Linked DNA regions of Mus musculus: all the other regions are linked to region 1. Evidence: chromatin loops called from intact Hi-C (ENCODE). Cell type or tissue: left cerebral cortex. All regions are shown on one strand.

Region 1 (5,000 bases):
TCTTTTAGAAAAAGACAATTGTTTCTTTGAACAGGTTTGTGGGGTTGATTTTTTGAGGAACTAAAGGGGTTTTTTGTTTTGTTTTGTTTTGGTTTGTTTGTTTGTTTTCCCTCAGATATGGGGATGTGGGTAAAGGACAACATTAATAACCCTCCAGTCCTAATTAATTGCATATGGTTAGTTGAGTCGGAAGAGTGTTGAGGTATAAGGGTCATTGAGATTTTAACAGACCAACGACTTTCCTGGCTGATGCAAACAACCTAATGCATGGTTGTTACAAAGAAACTTAGAGTCTCTCTTCCCACCCTCTCTGCAGCATCCCCGCTTCTGCTCCCCCCCCCCCTACCCCAATTTACACTCCTTTACACGGAAGTGCATAGAGACTGAGGAGGCTGATTCTGAGTTGCTTTGCGCACAATCCACTCCTTCTCTCTCCTCCCTCCCCTCTAGCCTCTGGATCCCTCACAGCCCATGCTCCCTCCCTTCCACTCAGAGAGTGGCGCTTTGGGGATGCTAAGGATGCGCCTCCGTGTACTTCTAAGGTGGGAGGGGGCTACAAGCAGAGGAGAATATCGGACGCTCAGACGTTCCATTCTGCCTGCCGCTCTTCTCTGGTTCCACTAGGGCTTGTCCTTGTAAGAAACTGACGGAGCCTAGGGCAGCTGTGAGAGGAAGAGGCTGGGGCGCCTGGAACCCGAACACTCTTGAGTGCTCTCAGTTACAGCCTACCGAGTCCGCAGCAAGCATTCAGAACCATGGACAGCAGCGCCGGCCCAGGGAACATCAGCGACTGCTCTGACCCCTTAGCTCCTGCAAGTTGCTCCCCAGCACCTGGCTCCTGGCTCAACTTGTCCCACGTTGATGGCAACCAGTCCGACCCATGCGGTCCTAACCGCACGGGGCTTGGCGGGAGCCACAGCCTGTGCCCTCAGACCGGCAGCCCTTCCATGGTCACAGCCATCACCATCATGGCCCTCTATTCTATCGTGTGTGTAGTGGGCCTCTTTGGAAACTTCCTGGTCATGTATGTGATTGTAAGGTAAGGCATGTTCTGAATACCTAGTTCCGCAGGGGGGAGGGGACAAAGCTCCCCCATGAGTGACAGAGGAGAAGTAAACAGGGTACAAAGAGGGGGTGGTTTGAATAGAGTATTTGCTGTTTGTGTGTGAGCTTTTACTTTTCTGGGTTTTGTTGGTTGGTTGGTTTTATTTTTCTCCCTCTCCTTGAAAAAGCAGTGTTCAAGATTCCAAAGACAAGACATTTCTTTGGCCAAAACTATTAAGATGTGGTGGTGGGAGGCTCCATCTTGGATCCCCTTTTTATTCTAAGCCAAGAGGGTCTTTGAAGCATGTTTTGCAGTCAATCCTCCCTCTGGATGAGCTGTAAGAATAGGAAATTGTAAACAGTGAGGAGGGGAACCTTGTTTGCTTCTCCTAACTGAAAGACAGAGGCTTCACAGTAAGTTAAAGAGATAAACTCGATAACTTTTTTAGACCTGCTGGTTTAGGCTAGACTACAGTCCCACCACTTCTATATTCTGGGAGCCTTTATCTTACTCTTCTTCCATCCTGAGGCTGCCCCAGGTGGAGGAAGCTTTCCTGCCATCTCTCCTGGGCAGGGTAGCTTAAAGGTAGCAAGTAAGCTGTTGTGATGTTTAGCCCAGTACAGTACTTTCTTCCTGCAGTTCTGCTGAGGGAGTTCCAAGTGGGATCTGGAATTGCTGGGTAGCTCAGGGCATAACTATTTCTTCAGTGCTTGCAAACATGAGAAGCAATTAAGGAAGTTAAAAGCAGCAACGTTCAGGATGGTCTAGAGAGGAAAGTATCTCTATCTAGTGAAATTACTTTCAAAGAGTTTGAACAGAAAGAGTCTGCTTTCTGTTGTTTTGGGTGCTCCAGATGAATTCAGCAAAGATTGAACGTGATATTGTGTTGGCTGAGTTACATCTTCAGATTCAGCCTGTTACTGTGGAGTACTTATCTATCCACTTCTGATAAAGTAGATGGATACCCCAGCACTTTAAAATGGCTCCTGATTTGAGTTTTCTTCCCAGTGGGGTTATGTGGCATCATGAGCTTGGCACTTCCATGTTTAGTTACAATATTTGCTTCACCTATTCAACACACATGTCTCAGGCTTCCACAGAGTGCTCAGAGTCCCTGAAAGATCATTTCCCTCATTATGCTTTTATTCCCAAGGTACTGCAAATTGCTTGTCTGATTTCTTTAATTAATGATTGTTTAAAGTAAAGCTGATTTCTCTGGTCTTTGGGTGAAGGATGTGTCTCTGAGAAAAGAGCACCATCTATTGAAAGGAAGGCTAACAGCAGAAGAAAAACACAGGCAGAGAATCAATATAGAAATGTATGCTTTGAGACATTTATTCTCTGTGATTCAAAACAGAGATTCAAATTAGAGATTCAGTCAGTCTCATCACACAGTTACAGCAGTAATTAAAAGATGGCTTTTGGTAAGGAAAATATGCTATTCATTGTTCCTGGGGGGTAAAAACAGAATCATAAAATGAGAGAACTGAAATGTTCTTAGGGTTTTCTATGCTAGACAATTGAACCAATACAAAGAAATCATTTTTTTTTTAACTGAGACAAGATATTTACTAGTTCACTGCCCATGGCTGTCACTGTGCTCACATAATTTTCTGTTTATTAGGATATATACATTGATGGTTTGAGTTAATTCTTTTGCTAGATCAAGAGAGAAAGCTTGCTTTACAGTAGTGATACTAAATAACAAAACACCCCAAATTTATGCATGTGTTCTTGGGTTTAAAAGGTGCGAAACAATTGCCAAAGAATCCAGGAGCTTTTTCTCTTTATGATCTCAGCATCTTCCTCCCTCCTTTTTATCCCCTCCAGCTTCTATTTTTCTATAAAGAGTGCCAGTAGCACAGGAAGCAGCTGGAGCAGACATGGCTTGGTCTTTGCCCAATGCTGAGTTCGTTCCTGGCCTGGTGGGTTCATTTTAAAAGCATTGCCTCTCACTTGTTCACTTGGAGACATGGTCACACTGTCTCTCACTGAGAACATGGTATTGTGCTTTTTTTTCTCTGTACTGAAAGTTCTGACAAAGGCAGCTCTATTTGAAAGGTCAACCCAAACACCCACCTGTGGCAGATAAAGTGCTTAATTCCATGGGCAGATAACCTTCTGAGAATAAGAATGTGAAATAGAAAAAGAGGCAGTTCAATGACACATGAAGTGCTGGTCAAGTGTCTGTGGGCTGAAGACTCTGTGCCTAGGTAGCTGAGCTCATTCAACTGACTGTCTGTAATTTTCAATGTCCCAGATCCGCTCAGGAACTGTGTCACTCTTTTACAAAAGAAAAGTATGAGCCCACAAAGTAATAAAAGGAGCTCACTTACATCTACTCCCTAAAACAACACATATGATTAAGTAGTCCATGAGCTACGACTGCTGGCTAGATGAAGGTAGTATCGTCCAGAATAGCTTAGCATCCTGACTGAATCACAGATGACTATAATAACAACAGCAACAAAAATGACTGTAGTGCCCATGATGTTATTAATGTCTGTTTTCTCAGGACCATCTTCATTATCCCTTCCACAACACCATAAATGAGCCAACCTTAAGTGGGATTCTTATAAAGTTCTGTTCTTAGGAATGTAAGAAAAGACAAAGGATTCTGTCCCAGATTAAAGACATGAAATATAAACATGGCTCCATAGAAATGTCATAGGTAACCATCATCTAAGAAGACCTTTGGTTTTAAAAATGGGAGAGAAATGCTTTGTTAATGGGTATCATCTGCTTCAAAGAGGAATCAGTATTGTGGGTTGATACCAACAATTCACAGTTCATATGTGCATAAGTATAAATACAACTCTACAGCTTTGAATTGAGACCAGATTGCTACTGTCACCATGGGAATAAACAGGCAAAAAGAAACGAATACAGGGGTCCTCATCATTTATCATGGTATACTCTGCAGTCTCCATGACTACCACAATATTGCTGTGAGCCTCTGGTTGAAGCACGATCATCAACTAATCGGTACATAAACCTGATCCATATGTGTTTCTTTTTATGGATGTCCTATTTAATATACATTGCAGACTAAACTGCCACTGAACTCAAAGCCAACCATACACATCTGAAGACATGCTTACATAAAGTCTAGCATACTTTCCATGCAAGGCACTTAACAGCTTCCTTGTGCTTTGGATATTAGAGGGCATTTTAAACAGCAAAGTTGCTGAGGTTGGTGGAGCCTAGGGAGGTCTCAGAGACCATTATGACACCTCTATCTAATGTTTTCTACTTCTTGCATGATCAGAGGAATAATTCACAGACGGGAGGAAAAGACAGAGAAGTAGGAGGAAATTCTCTTGCAGAGCCAAAGTAGCCCCCAAGAGAAAGTGAAGGCTTCTCAGGAGAATGTAGAATACCAGGCATTTTGGACAGCTCTGTCCTTTAGGCAAGCATTCATAGAGGAGAGAATTATTCATGAATTAAGGTGAAGAATTACAGAGAAGGGGCGGGATATTCCTGAAATAGGGTCTATTACACTTTTCTATCCTTATATGGAGTTTGGGGGATGTATCCTAACCTCAGAGATATGATGGGAACAGCCAGTTCTGGGAAACTAACAATAAGGTAACATACTGATGCACAGCACAGTTCCTGGGGGAATTGGTCAGTTGTGTTCTTTCCAGCCAGTTTGGGTAGTTCTGGCTTTTAATGCTTGAGCAATCCCATCATGCTCAGCTGTATCACAGTTCTGTGGTTGCTTGCCTCCAGCCCCTGTGCCTTGTGCCTCTCTTTTCCCTCTACCTAGCTAGCCTACTTCAGGCTCCTAAAGAAAACCTACAAAGAAGCATGAGAGGCAACCCTAGCTTTCAGAAGGGATGCTAGTTCACGGTATGAGTGGCTAGAGGCAGAACAGCACTTTGTTTGGAGCCATCTGAGAATTTACAAACAGAGCCTTTGAAGTAATTCATAGCTCTCTACGAACTCACACAAC
Region 2 (5,000 bases), 930 kb before region 1:
AAACTGTTTGAAAGCTTTACTCTATGACCTTCTTTGTGCCCCTTATGTGAGCAAACACAGAAGTTTCGAGGCTCCGGTGCACTTGTACAGATGCTATCTCAGGTGCAAGTTTCTCAGCAACTTCGATATTTCACACTGTGCTGACAGCTGGTGGGGAGGAGACTGCAGGTCCTCAGTTCAAAAAAAATATTCTACCTGAAAGAGTAAGTTAGGGCTAACCTCGAACCCCTTCAGACGAGTGGTTCTGTCAAGGTTCCTGCCCCATCTTTTTTGTCTTGCAGAAAAGGCTCCGTTCAGGTGCAGATTCTGTTCACTGTACTTAGGGCATTTGTGACCCATTTATAAGACAGTTGAAGGACACAAACTTCCTTCTTGAGATGGAGGTCACAAAGGCACAAAAGAAAAAGACTTCATTAAGGAAGGAAGTGGATCTTTCAGAAGGAGACAGACAGTTCATTGTGATCGTGACGGAGTATGCCACGCTCTGGACTTGGGGGAAGCGGGAGTGATAGCTAGCAGGTGTGCACACTGCTGCATCAATCTCTACGTGTAGTGCTGGTGATTTCACAAGGAGGGAGAAGTTAAAAACTGAGGGTCGGGCTGTCAGTGAAGTAGGATGACACATGCAGACTTGAAAGAAACGCAGTGTGAAGCTGCAGTAAACTGTTTACATTTATTCCTACACATACACATTTATTTTTCAGTCCTTTATTTCCTTAAAAGGAAGCGAAACTAGCTACACGACGACAGTCCCCGTCCATGGTGACAGTTGTTTCAGATTTTGATTCCTAACGCCTTTCAGGCTCTAAATCACTCCCCACCCCCCATAGTGCTTTTTGTTCTGCTCTTTTGACCTAGCCTGGGAATTTTAAAGAACATTTTTTTCCCTTCCTTCCTTCCTTCCTTCCTTCCTTCCTTCCTTTCTCCCTTTCTCCCTTTCTCCCTTTCAAGTTTCTCACTCAAAAAAAGAGCCCTTATAATGTTCTTTCCTAAATTCAAAGTGCAAAGATAATAAAATTCTAAAATAAAATTAATGGGTAAAGAAACAATGTTTTTATCTGTAATTATGTAAACAATTTTATAATTAAACTCTGTAGTGCAAGGCAATTGGATTTTTGCACTTCCTGAAAACAACAAGCTGCTTATATCTGGAGGGATAAATATGACAAGGGGTGGGGAGAGCTGAGAAAGAGAAGGTGAGGGGTGAATATAGTCAAGGTATATGGTGCACTTGTACAAAAAGGTCTTTAAGAAATCCAGCACTATGTACAATGAATACAAATGATAAAAATTTCATGTAAGAACAGAAACTCCCTGTCACGTGTCTTACACGGTTTGTAAATGTATAGAGTATAAATTTAGATCCTAGGCTTAGGCAATTATGATCCGCTGCTGACAACTACAGTTTTTACAATCAGACTCTAGTCTGAAACTAGAGTTTCAGACTAGCCAACAGAACACCCAGGCAAGGCATCATGTCTTTGGGGTGGGGGTGTCTGAAATATGGTCCCTCAAATGGTGTTGACGGCTGACGCAGCGTCTCAATGCTGCTACCTTGCTCTTAATCCTTTGTCTGTGTTTTGTGGCAATTTAATGCTTTTGAATGAGTTGAAGTGTTTGATTATTCGATACATATAGTCACATAGATGTCTATATGGCAATGGAATCAAATCTTGTGGTGAATAGTTACATACTAAATGATTCAGTCAGGGAAAGACCTCAGGTAACAGTGGTCCATGATTATAATGGAGCTTAAAGATCCCCCTCTTAGTGACATCATACCTACTGTTGTGCTGTGGTGGAACACATCATCCACTTATCTGTGATGATCCTGACGAAAACAACCACCTGTCCTGTAGGTCACATGGGCACACAGCCCATGGAACTACAGGCAGAACACACTGCCTAATGAATAACTATGCCGTTATCAATTTTTTTCATATTTACTAAATTGTACTTTTTATTAGTAGAGTAGACTAATACATATAATGTCATGGGGCTGGAGAGAGAGGTGGTTCAGCAGTCAGGAGCACTGGATGTTCTTTGAAGTCATCCATGTTCACTTTCACGCACCCATACAGTGGCTCACAACCATCTAGAACCCTAGTTCAAAGGGAATCTGGCGCCCTCTTCTGGCTCCTGCAGGTACTGTATGCATGTGGTACATAGCCACACAGACAAAACACTCACATAATTAGATAAAATAAAAATAATATCATTCATCAAAAACAATACCAGGAGCCATCACGGCAGCATCCATCTCTTGCCTCCCAAGTCCTAAAGAGTTACATGGAGTGATTGACCTACACCATCTAGGTTTGTTTAGGTGCCAAATATACAGCTACTTCAAGGGAGAAACGGCCCTAGTTATGGTTTTCAGAATACATCCCTGTTGTTAAAATGACAAATGTCTGTACTAATTAGACATCTAACAGAGTGAAATCCAACTTCAAGATTATTGTACAGTGTTTGAATTCTGAAAATAATGAGGAACTGGGGAGCTGGGGAGATAATATAGTGATTAAGAGCACTGGCTGCTCTTCCAGGTGAGCTGAGTTTCTCAGCACCCACACCCACATCCATTCCTCAGCTCACACCATCTGTAACTCCAGTCCCTGGGGATTTGACACCATCTTTTGGTTTTTCTGAGTACTATTGAGTCACATGATGCATAGACATACATGCAGGCAAAATATCCACACACATAAAAAAAGTAAAAAAAAAAAAAGCAAAACAAAACTAAGCTTTACTAGGTAAATAGAATAATAATCTCAGGGGCAAAGTGAACATGAGAAATAGAAACACAACTTTCCGCTGCGCAACTGTATTCCCAATGTTTACACAGAATTGTGTGTGTATATGATGTGCATGTGTGCATGCATACATGTATGAAGACATGAGTGCACATGTGTGCATACGCAGGCATGCCTGAGCTGGGGCAGGAGTGTCTGCTCTCTATGGCTGCTTTGCTCCTCTCCCCATGTTGACTCCAGGAATCAAGCTCAGGTCATGAGGCTCACATGGCAAGTCCTTTTGTCTGCAGAGCTATCTTGCTGGCCCCACATGCTGGTTTTGAAATTTTGCACTACACTCTCTGAACATATTTTATTATTCCCACTTGCAACTTTCCATTGCCTGGGGAGCAAAATCACATTAACTGCCTACTCCGTGTCATTTGCTCCCCTTAGCGCACCACATGCACATCTCATTTAATTTTATAGCTTTATGAGGTATGGGCTCACATTAGTTATTTGACAGATAAGGATTGTGAGAACCAGAAAGATGAACTAACTTGCTATTGGTCACACAGTTGGGAACAGTTAAGATACGGTATGATCTCTGGCAGTCTGACTTAAGAACTCCCATCCTGCCTCACTAAGTCCTCCATGGGGTTAAGACTTGTGATTAACAGTCTCTGTAGTGTGCACAAAAAACAAACTTTACCCAACTATGACAGAGACTTGCAACCTCACCTAGAGTTTTCCTTTCTCCATCTGAAATCGAAATTTGAAATTAATCATGGATGACGTTCCCTAGCAGAGACTCGTCATCTAGAAAACCAATTTTATACTTACAAAACCAACCATTCTGAGCCTTCCTGGTATCTGGAGGTTTTCTGAACTGCGGCAGCTTTTACATCAAGGGAAACCATCAACATGCTGTGGTGACATTCTCTATTCTCTACCCTGGCAACAGCAAGGCTGGACCATATCAAAAGACCAACTCAAGAGACATGGGGAAAATAGTGGAAGCCATGTAGAAGATGACTTAGCCACTAGGGATTTTGTCAGATTTTGAAACAGGCCAGGGAGACTCAGTAGCCACTGCTATGTTAGAACTTCTACTTATAAAATTGGGTCTTGAAAAAGGGCTGGAGGGAAAGTTCCAGTAAGTCTAGTCTCATCTCGAAATATCTCATTCATGTAACTCCTATGATTGCGAATTGACTGACTGTTTCATGAAGCACACTTTGGCAATCTGGGCCTGGAAAGAGACCTGTATCATGGAGACTTAGCATAAGGTGGGGCCTTGGTGACCAGCCTGTCTTTCTCACTATGGACTGAGGAACCAAGAGAATAAACAGACACCTTGCAGCTTGTCAGTGTTCGCTTATAGCAAAAATCGGACCCACTGGCTCCAATATCAGAGATTTTAGTTGACCGGCTTGATCTCCCTTCCAAGCACAGCGTCTGACCTTTCAGATTGGTGGTCTGAGTTCCTCCCTCTTCATTCGATGCCTTTGTTGGCAAGAGTGCTATGGCTGAAGCTACCATCCCAACTCACAGCGCCCTGGCTATGCAACCAAGTGACCAACCCCTATGCATGTGATGAAAACATTAAAAATAAAGACAAAAATCCCCACCACACTTAACACTATGTGCAGTAGTATTGGGTATTTCCTTAATATCCCAAGTTCTTGAACCACCAGTTATAATTTTATTTTTTACCCATAGCCATAAGATGCATGCACAGAAGAAAACATGGCATGAAACAAATTTCCATCCTTTACCTGACTATCATTTTAAAGGTAGGTTCTGAGGGAGTTAATTTTGCTTTTGGAGATGGGTGTCTTACATCAGTGATGGTCTACAGTAATTTCTATGGACACCATGGGCAAATAGGACAGGTTGAGAACTCTCTATGGGATGGAGGTTTGGCACACGGGCTCATATTGGATCTAGGATCGACCTACCAGGAGCAGCTGCAGCAACAGCACCAGCAGAAGCAGCAGGTATTGTTGGGCCTTTGGTTTCCAGGCGCTTGAGACACAGCCTGTGTTCCTTCATTTTGTGACTGCTGCCGTTTTCTCATGTCAGCTGCTTCAGAACCCAACTGCCTAAAGGGAGACAGAAAATATTAAGTCATGAAGAGCCTGGGTAAAGGCAAGTGAAGAGAAACACGGTTAGACACAACGCAACAGGAATGGAAAACCCAAAGCAAGCTCAGTAGTCAGAACCACTGGCTGCTCTTGCAGAGGACCCAGATCAATTCCCAGTACC
Region 3 (5,000 bases), 940 kb before region 1:
AGAAACTGAGGTGGAGAAAATGAGCAAGGTCTGCCTGCCTGATGGGATCCGGACCCAACCGCAACCACTTTTTCTTGGCGCTTTTCCAAGGATCCCCAGGCTTAGAGCTGGTTTTGATGGTAATAAGTTACAACTCCTATTGACTCTCAACATCTCAAGCACTCTATGTGTTTGAAAGGTTGAAAGTGAAGGCGCCAAACATAAGAGTTGTGAGTTCTCAAATGATATATGTCATCATGTTGTCAATTGTCATAATGTTAATTTGACAGAATTTAGAACCACTGGGGAGATGGGACCCTAGGCTTGCCTGTGGGGGGTGGGTTATATTGGTTATATTAGTTGGGATAGGGAGACCTGTCTTGATTGTAGGTGGGACTACTTTTGGGCAGGGGATTGTAGATTATATAAAATGGGGAAAGTGAGTTGAACACTAAGACACATTCATTGCTTCTTCTTGACTGTGGATGTGATATGATCATCTGCTCCACACTCCTGATGTCTTAATTTCCCTTCCATGATGGACTGCATCTTGGGAGCCAGAATCAACTGATCCCTCCTTAAGCACGTTGTTGTTGTCTTTCTACTTTCAACCTAGGTAACTATATAACTTTCTTTCTTTTCTTTTCTCTTTTCTTTTCTGAGAGAGAATTTCTCAGAAATCCTCTGCAGGATTTCTCAGGAATTCTCTCTGTAGACCAGGCTAGTCTTGAACTCACAGAGATCAGCCTGCTTCTGCCTCCAGTGTTGGGAGTAAAGGTAGGTAGGTAACATTTTAAGTGAACATTCCTATCTTCCAATCTAAGACACAAAGACAATGACACACATCCAGTGTTCACTCTGGGAATCTTGATCAAAGTCTAAACACTCTAGGGAGGGGAAACATCAACAACTCAGGCTAGAGTTAGCAAAGCAAGTGTGGAGATTAGAGCCTGGTAAGATGAAGAGGGAGGAAATGTGTTTAGTCCATTTCAGAGAATAAGGACAGTGGGCGCTGTCTGTGGATGGTGGACTGTTTGTAGAGAACACTGTGGATTGTCTCGGAAGAGAAACGTCTGAAGCCAACGATGGGTTTCCTCACTCATTATCAGAGCCAGTACACAGTCCACTTGGAAGATGGTCGATCGTTGTAAGAAAACAATTAGTCCTTAGAAATGTCACTAGAAGAGAGTGGTAAACAGCTCAAAACCTTTGCAGTAGCCGTGGTGATGTGGGAGTAGCAGATGATATACTTATGTAACATACATGCGAGGAATCATTAAAATGCACAAACTTAATCCATTTCAATGGCAAAACTCCAGAAAGGTACCACCCTCCTTGGGTAATAGGGACTAAATTACTAACCAGCACCACTTCATTTACAAAACAGAAACTCAGGTTGACTTGTGCAGTGCCCACAACTGCAGCAGGCTGGGCCTGATCTCCTCTAACTTCTGGCCTCATGCAAGCTTTGCTTTGTAGCATGACCACCACCTCTTGTTATAAAAGCTGTCTGGGATGTTTTTGTCTTTTTCATCAGTCACAAAAGTGGGCTGATCTTAAAGCTATGGGAGGAATAACTTTGATTTCGGACACAGAAAATGTCAGTTTCAAACCTAGAATGCAGATATCACCGTTTCCAGATTTTGGTAATATGACCTGGTTTTGAATGGCATCTATGCACCAAATAGTTTGTGAAATTTTTGTCTGGAAATTTCAGGCAACACAAATGTATATTTTTAGTGTGTTTAATGAAATGCTAAAGAAAAAACAGCATTCTGTTGGGATTGAGGGTGTAGTGCAGTTGAGGAATATGCACTTAACATGCATGAATCCTTTAGTTCAATTCAATGAACCTGCTCGAAACCACGTGTGGTGGAGCAAGTTTGTAGTCTCAGCACTGGGGAGATGGAGGCTAGAGAATAAGAGGTTGAAAGTCAATGTTATTAGCAAGTTTGTTCAAGGTCATTCTGGGCTATGTAGACCAGGTCTCAAGAAAATCAACCAATTATACCACACAACATCACAAAGATTCGGGTTTTACAATCATATGTCAGGTAACGAAATAAGAATGCATTCAACCAGTGTTAAATCCCTACAGTAAGAGAATCTGCTATTAAAATTCTCTCCACTAGATGGCTGTGTTACCTTAGAAATACAAAGCTAAGTCAGTAGAAAGGCTAAAAAAATCTGAGTATAATTATCCTTATTTGGAAAAATAAACATTTTCTTACTTGTAACCCATTTTGGTAATTCTGCCTTTCCAAGGCCTTTGACAATAGTTGTCCAGTTTTTCTGTGGATTTACTAATCAAGATGGAATGGGAGAGTGGATTTTCACCTTGAGCTATGTGCAAACCTGCGGTTATTTCCCTCTTTGGGTTTTGAGAATGAATACTCTCTGGCCCCCAGTCACTTGACTTGGGAAAACAAAATCTTAAAAACCACTGACATTGCTGGGTGTACTTGTGCACACCTTTAGTTCCAGCACTCAATTTGGGAGGCAGAGAAACGTGCATCTCTGAGTTCGAGGCCAGCCTGATCTCAGAGTGAATTCCAGGACAGCCAAGAATACATAGAGAAACCTTTTCTCAAGAGCAAACAACGCCAAGAAGAATAAAACAAAACAAAACAAAACAAAAAATGATGCTAGCAAGATCTTATTAACATTATCAGTATGAGAATAATCTATCTATCTATCTATCTATCTATCTATCTATCTATCTATCTATCTACCCCTGTTTTGAAAGAGCCATTGTGATAGTAGATTCTCTACATTACTACTACATTACTACATTTTCAGCTTAGCTTGGGCAGAAAGATTTACTTCGTGCCAGGCATAGCAGCATATGCCTTCAATTCCAGCACTTGGGAGGCAGAGGCCAGCCTCATCTACAAAGTGAGTTCCATCACAGCCAAAGCTACATGGTGAGACCCTGTCTCGAAGAAACAAAAACAAAAGAAACAAAAAACCATTTACTTCCTTTTAATACATGGAAAACAAAAATACATTTTTTCCATCTTGATTCAATCTCTCTTTGTTCTTGACTTCCATGCATGCATACATACATACATATGCTTTTAAAAATAGGTTCCAAAAATATCCTTTTTTTCTATGTATTAAATTTTATTCCCAACCCTAAAACAGGTATTTTAGTTTCATTGACAAGCTTACTAGCTTTCAAATTTCTAACCTTATTCAACAAGAAAGTTCATGGTTAAAACCTAGACCTATTTAAGCTGATGTTCAGCCAGAAGATCAACATTTCTTTTTTCTTTTCTTTTTATTTTTTAACTTTTTATTAATAAGGAACCTATGTCAGCACTGCTATGTAAACAATGACAAAGATCAAAGGAAACACATCAGGGTTCATATAGACAGTAATATCCATTGTCCTTTATATAATCAATGTATAATAGTTAAAGAGAGTTTAATCCTTATTAAGCAAACATGTTTTGCATACTCAGCCTTCTCTTTATCTTTCTGTGCCTTTATCATTTGTTTGACTTTAAGCAATTCTGCCTGGATAGCTTTATCTCCTGGGGCTATCTCCTGTGCATTCTTAAGATCAGCCAATGCTTGATCATATTCCTTCAATCCTAGCCATCCTTGCGCTTTTCGGTATAGTGCTTTAGTATTTGAAGGGTCTATTTCAAGAGCCTCCAAGCAACTGTCAATTGCCTCCTGCCAATCTGACATCTTCAGCTTACAAACACCTACATTCAGCACACAACTTAAGGCTATAGGTTGCAGTCTGGATGTATCTGCTTTCTCAATAGCAGCCTTTGAACTAGCCATGTACCTTAAAACCTTCGCATATTTTTAATAGCCATCTCCCAGTTTTGAGACTTGAAAAAAGTATTTCCAATGTTTTTTTACGTCTTCAGATATTAATAAAATTTTATTTACATCCTTTTAATCTATATCTGCAGCCTCGGGGAAGTCTGGATGACTATCACCAGAGCCATCTTTGGGGAATATTCCTCAGTCGTCCCCTTCTTTCAATTCTCCACATTCTCCAATAACACAGAGTTTGGCAGGTTTTTCACCATTCACGTCTACATTTTCAAGCGTCCTTGCCACACCTAGTCCTTTTATGACCTGACCAAATACCACATGTTTCCCATCCAAATGAGGAGTCGGAACTGTTGTGATAAAGATCTGAGAACCACTCATATTGGGACCTGCATTTGCCATGCTCAGCAAACCCTCCCCATTCATGCTTATAATGAAAATTTTCATCTTCAAATTTTTCACCATAAATACTTTCTCCGCCTGTCCCATTCTGATTTGAGAAGTCTCCACCGTGAATCATAAATTTCTTAAAAATTCAGTGAAAAGGGCATCATTTAAAATGGTGAGGCTTCCCGGTCACGGATCCAGTTCCTTTTTCTCCTGTACACAATGCATGAAAATTGTCTGCAGCTTTGGGAACAATATCTGTAAACAATTCTAAAACAATTCATCCAACTTGCTCCCCGCCGATGTCCATGTCAAAGAAGCCTCATGGGTTCTTGGAGTTGGAGGGCTTGGCTGCTGGGGATGGGTGGGACATCTTCACTGCAGGCACTGAGAAGTGGGACACGAGTACCCCGTGTGTGAGACCAGATCAAACTCTACTGCACCTCTATGTTATAAGCTGGTGATGCCAAGGTCAACATTTCTTACTTTTCAGGAAGAGGACGTCTTTGTTTTTCCTCAAAATGAAGAGAATTACTGGGACAAAACTACAGACAATATCATAAGATAAAAGCCAACCATTGGACTCTTCTATTCTCAGAGTGGTTGGAAAGCTGTTTTGAGCTTCTCCTTCAACTTCGCTGTCATTTTCTTTGCAATTTATAAGGAAGTTAGTGAATGCTTTTGTAGAAAAACAAGTACCTTGGGTTGAGCAGGGAAAATCAATGCTGGCTTAGTGAACAGACGCTGTCATGGAAATGGAGTGAGCATAATCATCCTACTCTTTAAATGTACCCATTAGACTGCAGCTCAGGCTTGTGATTTACACAGTGTTCCTGCCATGA
Region 4 (5,000 bases), 760 kb before region 1:
TGAATGCCAATGTGGAAATATAAGCGGAATAAACCCTTTCCTCCCCAACTTGCTTCTTGGTCATGATGTTTGTGCAGGAATAGACACCCTGACTAAGACACATGCTGGTGAGGATGTGGAGCAAGGGAAACATTCCTCCATTGCTAGTGGGAGTGCAAACTTGTACAACCATTCTGGCAATTAGTCTGGTGGTTTCTTAAAAAAATGGGAATTGTTCTACCTCAAGACCCATCTATACCACTCCAGGGTATATACCTAAAAGATGCTCCATCATCCCACAAAGGACACTTGCTCAACTATATTCATAGCAGCTTTATTAATAACCTGAAACTGGAAACAACCTAGATGTTCCTCAACTGATGAATGGATAAAGAAAATGTGGTACATCTACACAATGGAATACTACCCAGCTGTTAAAAAAAGGACACTATGAAATTTACAGGCAAATGGATAGAACTAGAAAATATCCTGAGTGAGGTAACCCAGACCCAAAAGAACATGCATGGTATACTCACTGATTAGTGGAAATTAACCATAAATACAGGATAACCATGCTATACTCAACATACTCAAACAAGCCAAATAATGAGGAGTGCCTCATGTGTGGTGTGGGTGGTTGTAGATGCTTAAGGATGCTTGGTACTCAGAAGAAATAACAGACTTTGAGGGTGGATAGGGGAGAGAATTGGGAAGAGGACTGGGAAGGGAATGGAGTAGGAGTGGGATCAGATCTGGGCTCTGGAGAGAAGGGAAAGTGGCCCCAGAGGGCATCTCTAGGAAGTGCCAGAGACTGGAGGCAGGGGCTGGGAGGGAGTGGAGGCCCCAGGGAGTCTATGGAGGTGACTCTAGCTAAGACTCCTAACAGTGGGGGATATGCAGCCTGAAGTGACCACCTCCGGTAGCCAGGCAGGACCCCAAGTGGAGGGATAAGGACAGCAACCCACCCACAAAACCTTCGACCCAAATTGTGTCCTGCCTGCAAGATGTGCAGGGACAACGATACATCAGAGACTGAGGGAATGGCCCAACAGAACCATCCCACAGGCAAGAACCAAATCCCTGACACTACTGATGATACTCTGTTATGCTTGCCTACAGGAACTTAGCGTACCTGTTCTCGGAGAGCTACACCCAGGAGCTGATTGAAACAGCTGCAGACACTCATAGTCAAACATTAGATGGAGTTCTAGGAGTCTTATGGAAGAGCTAGGGAAAGGGTTGAGGGACCTGAAGGGAAAAGGAACCCCACAGGAAGACCCATAGAGTCAGCTAACCTTGACCCCTGGGTTCTCCCAGAGACTGAGCCACCAACTACAGAGCAAGCACAGGCTGGATCTAGGCCTCCTGCACATGTAGCAGATGTGCAGCTTGTTCTTCATGTGGGTCCCCCAACAACCAGAGTGAGGGCTGTCTCTGACTCTGTTGCCTGTCCGTGAGTCCTGTTCCCCTGAAGTGGACTGCTTTGTCTGACCACAGTGGGAGAGGATGCACCTTGTTCTGCAGTGACTTGAAGTGCCAGAGCGTGGTGATACCTGAGGGAGAGCTCCCTCTTCTCAGGGGAGAAGGAGGTGAGGGAGGGGCTGTAGGAGAGGCTGTGAGGAGAGTGGGGGACTGTGATCTGGACATAAAGTGAATAAGTTTTTAAAAAAACCTAAAAAACCAAACCAAACCAAAACAAGACAAAACAGATAATCATATAGAGTTTTAAGTTCCACACAAAGAAACCTTTGTCTGCTAGTTTTTCCTGTTTTGAGTCAGCCTGTAGTTCGGCCTGGCCTGGAGTATATCATACCTACTAGCTGGCCTTGAATTCATGGCCACCCTCCTGTTCGTACCGTTCCAAGTCATTGTGTAAGCTTTTTGCTCACCTTCAAATTGAATTTAGAACACTTTAAAATTCAATTTAAATTTCAATTGCACATGAAAGGGACTTGGATTGGGCTCGCCTCCCACACAGGAGGCCCTGGGTCCCGTGCCCAGCACTGCCTGTTTGTACGTTAACACACCTTCCCCCAGCACACAGGAATCCATATCAGAGGTACTTAAGGAAGAACTTCCTGTGCACAGCGATGAGGATGAGGTCTTAACACATCTATTTCACATGTGAATGAGAACGAATCACATTTGCCAAATGTGAGATATATTAACATAGTCCACAGTTCTGAAACTTATTAATGACCAGATTCTAGACAGAGCAGCTGGCGTTAAGTCCGTCCCCCCCCCCCCCCCCCCCGTGAGATTCAGGCTTGAGCCATTTTTACAGTAAGGAACATTTAAAATGTTCTAAAATGTCTTCCAGAAGAAATTGAGTTGCTTGCAATTTGTATCTATCTCCCTTTAATTTTGACAGCAGAATGGTCCTGAGGAGACATGGGTGATAGAGAAATGCAGGCTTTCTAGGGTGTTAATATAAGGGTACAGCCTCACTTATTGGGGGTTCAGCCCTGGCAGTACCGTGGTTTAGGTCGTTTCTCCTGATGTTTACCCATGGCTTATAAAGCATCAGACAGGCACTTAATGATCTTCTGGAAAGACAAACCAAGCTCTTTTCTGTTAATTTCTATTTCTGTATTTTATTTTTTAGAACTGGTTTTCTGAGACTGTTATCTGTGGAATTTGAGTTAGTTTATGCAAACAAATAATTTGAAATGGAATGAAGCCGTTATAATCACTTCGAGCTCTTCATTGTGTGTGTGATGTTTATAATAAAACAAAAACGTGAGAGAATTCTCTAAATAATTAGCTGTGATCTCCGCATTTATTCATGGACTACATTATTAGAGCATTTTATACACAATCTTAAAAATCCCTTCCTCAACGGCATGCCACGAACATTGACTAGACATACAATGAGGTCGTTTCAAAAGCCTTTATTAAGACTTTATCTTCTTTCCACAATAAATTAACGTGCCGTTGCGCAATGCGAAACAAATTTATTCACGGAAGGGAGATCAGTGCACCTTCCTCGCAGAAGGGGTGCGAATTCTGCAGCTGCACTTCTCGGCAGCAGCACCAGGAGGCGCTAATGCACCGTAGTTCGTTGTCCCTTTGCCAGCCCAGGTGTTGCCAGCCTGCTCTGAGCTCAGCATGCTCTGAACCTCCTGTACAACCCAGGACATGGCAGATGGACAAACTGCAGCCGCATTCGACCTTAGATGACGTTTACATAAGGGCATGATTTAGTTTCTTTGTGTATCTGGGAGGGAACTTCATGAGGTGAGGCGAAGGACTCTTTACTTTTCTTCCTATTTTTCGTGGTAAGATTAGTGGCTGCGGCCGGTAAGGGAGGGAGGAAACAATTCTTTGCTTTTGCTTGAATTAATTGCTGGCCATAAATAGCTTACGAAAGTCAGGGACTTCCGGCTGTGGAGCAGGAATTCTTAAGAACTGGAAGGAGCAGACCGAGTGTGATGGAGAGACATCTCTATTTCCTTAGAAAACAATGAAAATAGAAGATTGTGATTATGTGATTGTATGATCACGATCATATTTTATTTTAAGAAAAGGTAAACTGTCTTGTACCAGGCCATGTCTCAGAACATGAGATGCTGGTCACTGTTACAGTTTGGATCAAAAATGTTCAGTGGGAAGAAATAATCACAAGGCTTAAATTCCATAATTGCATTCCATCAGATGCATGCAAGATAACAAAAGCAAAGAGCATTTGTCCTGTAAATGACATGAAACCCTCACACAGCACAAGCAGTCAGTACATGTACCTTTTGCTTGCCTCCAGGGATATAATGGTAAAAGCTTGAGAGCTGCTGAATGTGGATGCTGATGGATGCTGCAAGGGCTCATCCTGCCCTTTGGGTTTCTTAAACTCTGTAACCAAGTTACTTATCAGTGGAAACCATCCAATAACAATAACAGAGATGGACTCGTGAACAGTAATTTATGTATAGTGTGCTGAGAGTGGAGTGTTGGCTCCCTTCTCCCTCTCTCCCTCCCTCCCTCCCTCCCGGATCCCCTCTATTCTTTCCCCTCATTTTGCCTCTTTTATGCTGAAACTATAAGCATGTGCCAAAATACCTAGTGTGAATCTTTCAAATAGCTGTAAAACAGAAGGTTCTCCAACAGTTGCCTTTGTGTCTATTTTTGATGCAGAAGCCAAACTCTATGTCCCTTCCACTCCCTAAACATATCCTGAAGCACTGTTATCCTCCCTCCCAGAAAATCTTTTCGAAGAACAACAACTTTGACAAGAAACTTTGAAAAAATTTAATTCGCCATATGTTGTGGTTTATGTGTGGGATACGGGCACTTGGAAGTCTGAGGCAGGTAGATCCTGAGTATGAGGCCACTTTAGTATGTTCCAAGTATGTTTCAAGCCAGTGTGCTAGATAGCATGGCTCTGTCTCAAAGGCAATCAAAGAACACAGAGAAACACATTAGCATATTTTTTGTTCACCAGACAAATAAGATGGATTTGTGAGATGGAGCTAGGTATTGAGGTCTATTGAAATGACCTATCAGGAAGAGATACAAATCAAGAGCTTTCAATAGAAATTTATATCTCTGAGATGAAATATTTTAGGCTATTGTTGAAGAAGTATTTTATACTCATTACTACTAAACCTACTGCTTATACATTTACACACACAGGCGCTGGACCTAGGCCCCCAGCACATTTGTAGCAGATGTGCAGTTTGGTCTTCCTGTGGATCCCCTGACTATTGGAGTGGGAGTGTCTCTGACTCTGTTGCCTGCCACTGGACCTCCTTCTCCTAGCTGGTTGGGCCTCAGGGGGAGAGGATGCACTTAGTCCTGCTGCAACTTGATATCCTAGGTTGGGTGGTAACCATGAGGGTCTTCCCCTTCTCTGAGGGAAAGGGAAGGGCTAATAGGGGAGGGATTTGAAAGGGTGGGACTGGGAGGAGAGGACAGAGGGGGACTTCCATCAGGATGTAAAGTGAATAATTAAATAAATTATTGAAAAAAGTTACAATAAGGTAAAATCAATTTAATCTCCCAAAAATGTACACACATTTATCAATAAT

What was found. A loop is a pair of places that touch in the nucleus more often than their neighbours do. Peaks named below come from ENCODE experiments on the same cell type or tissue, not always from the same donor. Only the 100,000 strongest peaks of a DNase experiment are listed, where the experiment ranks them.
Region 2: it touches region 1 in a loop (2.7-fold over the local background); 5 of 42 quality-filtered maps call a loop at or near these places.
Region 3: a loop joins it to region 1, with 11 times the contacts of the local background. A loop is called at or near these places in 5 of 42 quality-filtered maps.
Region 4: a loop joins it to region 1, with 6 times the contacts of the local background. A loop is called at or near these places in 6 of 42 quality-filtered maps.

The regions. Positions count from the first base shown.
Region 1 is chr10:6,788,120-6,793,119 of GRCm38, forward strand. It overlaps Oprm1 (opioid receptor, mu 1), which reads left to right and starts at 451. Exons shown (of 4, transcript NM_001302793.1): 1 at 451-1,039. The coding sequence starts at 756. In left cerebral cortex, a CTCF peak has its summit at 2,296; DNase peaks (open chromatin) are centred at 545, 649 and 2,304; H3K4me3 peaks cover 964 bases.
Region 2 is chr10:5,857,826-5,862,825 of GRCm38, forward strand. It overlaps Rgs17 (regulator of G-protein signaling 17), which reads right to left. Exons shown (of 5, transcript NM_019958.4): 2 at 4,694-4,837. The coding sequence starts at 4,812. Among named protein-coding and RNA genes, the nearest start is that of Mtrf1l, 36 kb to the left of the region's middle. In left cerebral cortex, a CTCF peak has its summit at 2,129 (motif pointing left); no DNase peak of the experiment used is centred here.
Region 3 is chr10:5,845,035-5,850,034 of GRCm38, forward strand. All of the region lies in intron 2 of Rgs17 (regulator of G-protein signaling 17), which reads right to left. It also overlaps the pseudogene Gm18902. Among named protein-coding and RNA genes, the nearest start is that of Mtrf1l, 24 kb to the left of the region's middle. In left cerebral cortex, a CTCF peak has its summit at 2,107 (motif pointing right); a DNase peak (open chromatin) is centred at 2,144.
Region 4 is chr10:6,032,987-6,037,986 of GRCm38, forward strand. No RefSeq gene overlaps it. Among named protein-coding and RNA genes, the nearest start is that of Rgs17, 110 kb to the left of the region's middle. In left cerebral cortex, a CTCF peak has its summit at 3,009; a DNase peak (open chromatin) is centred at 3,030; H3K4me3 peaks cover 560 bases.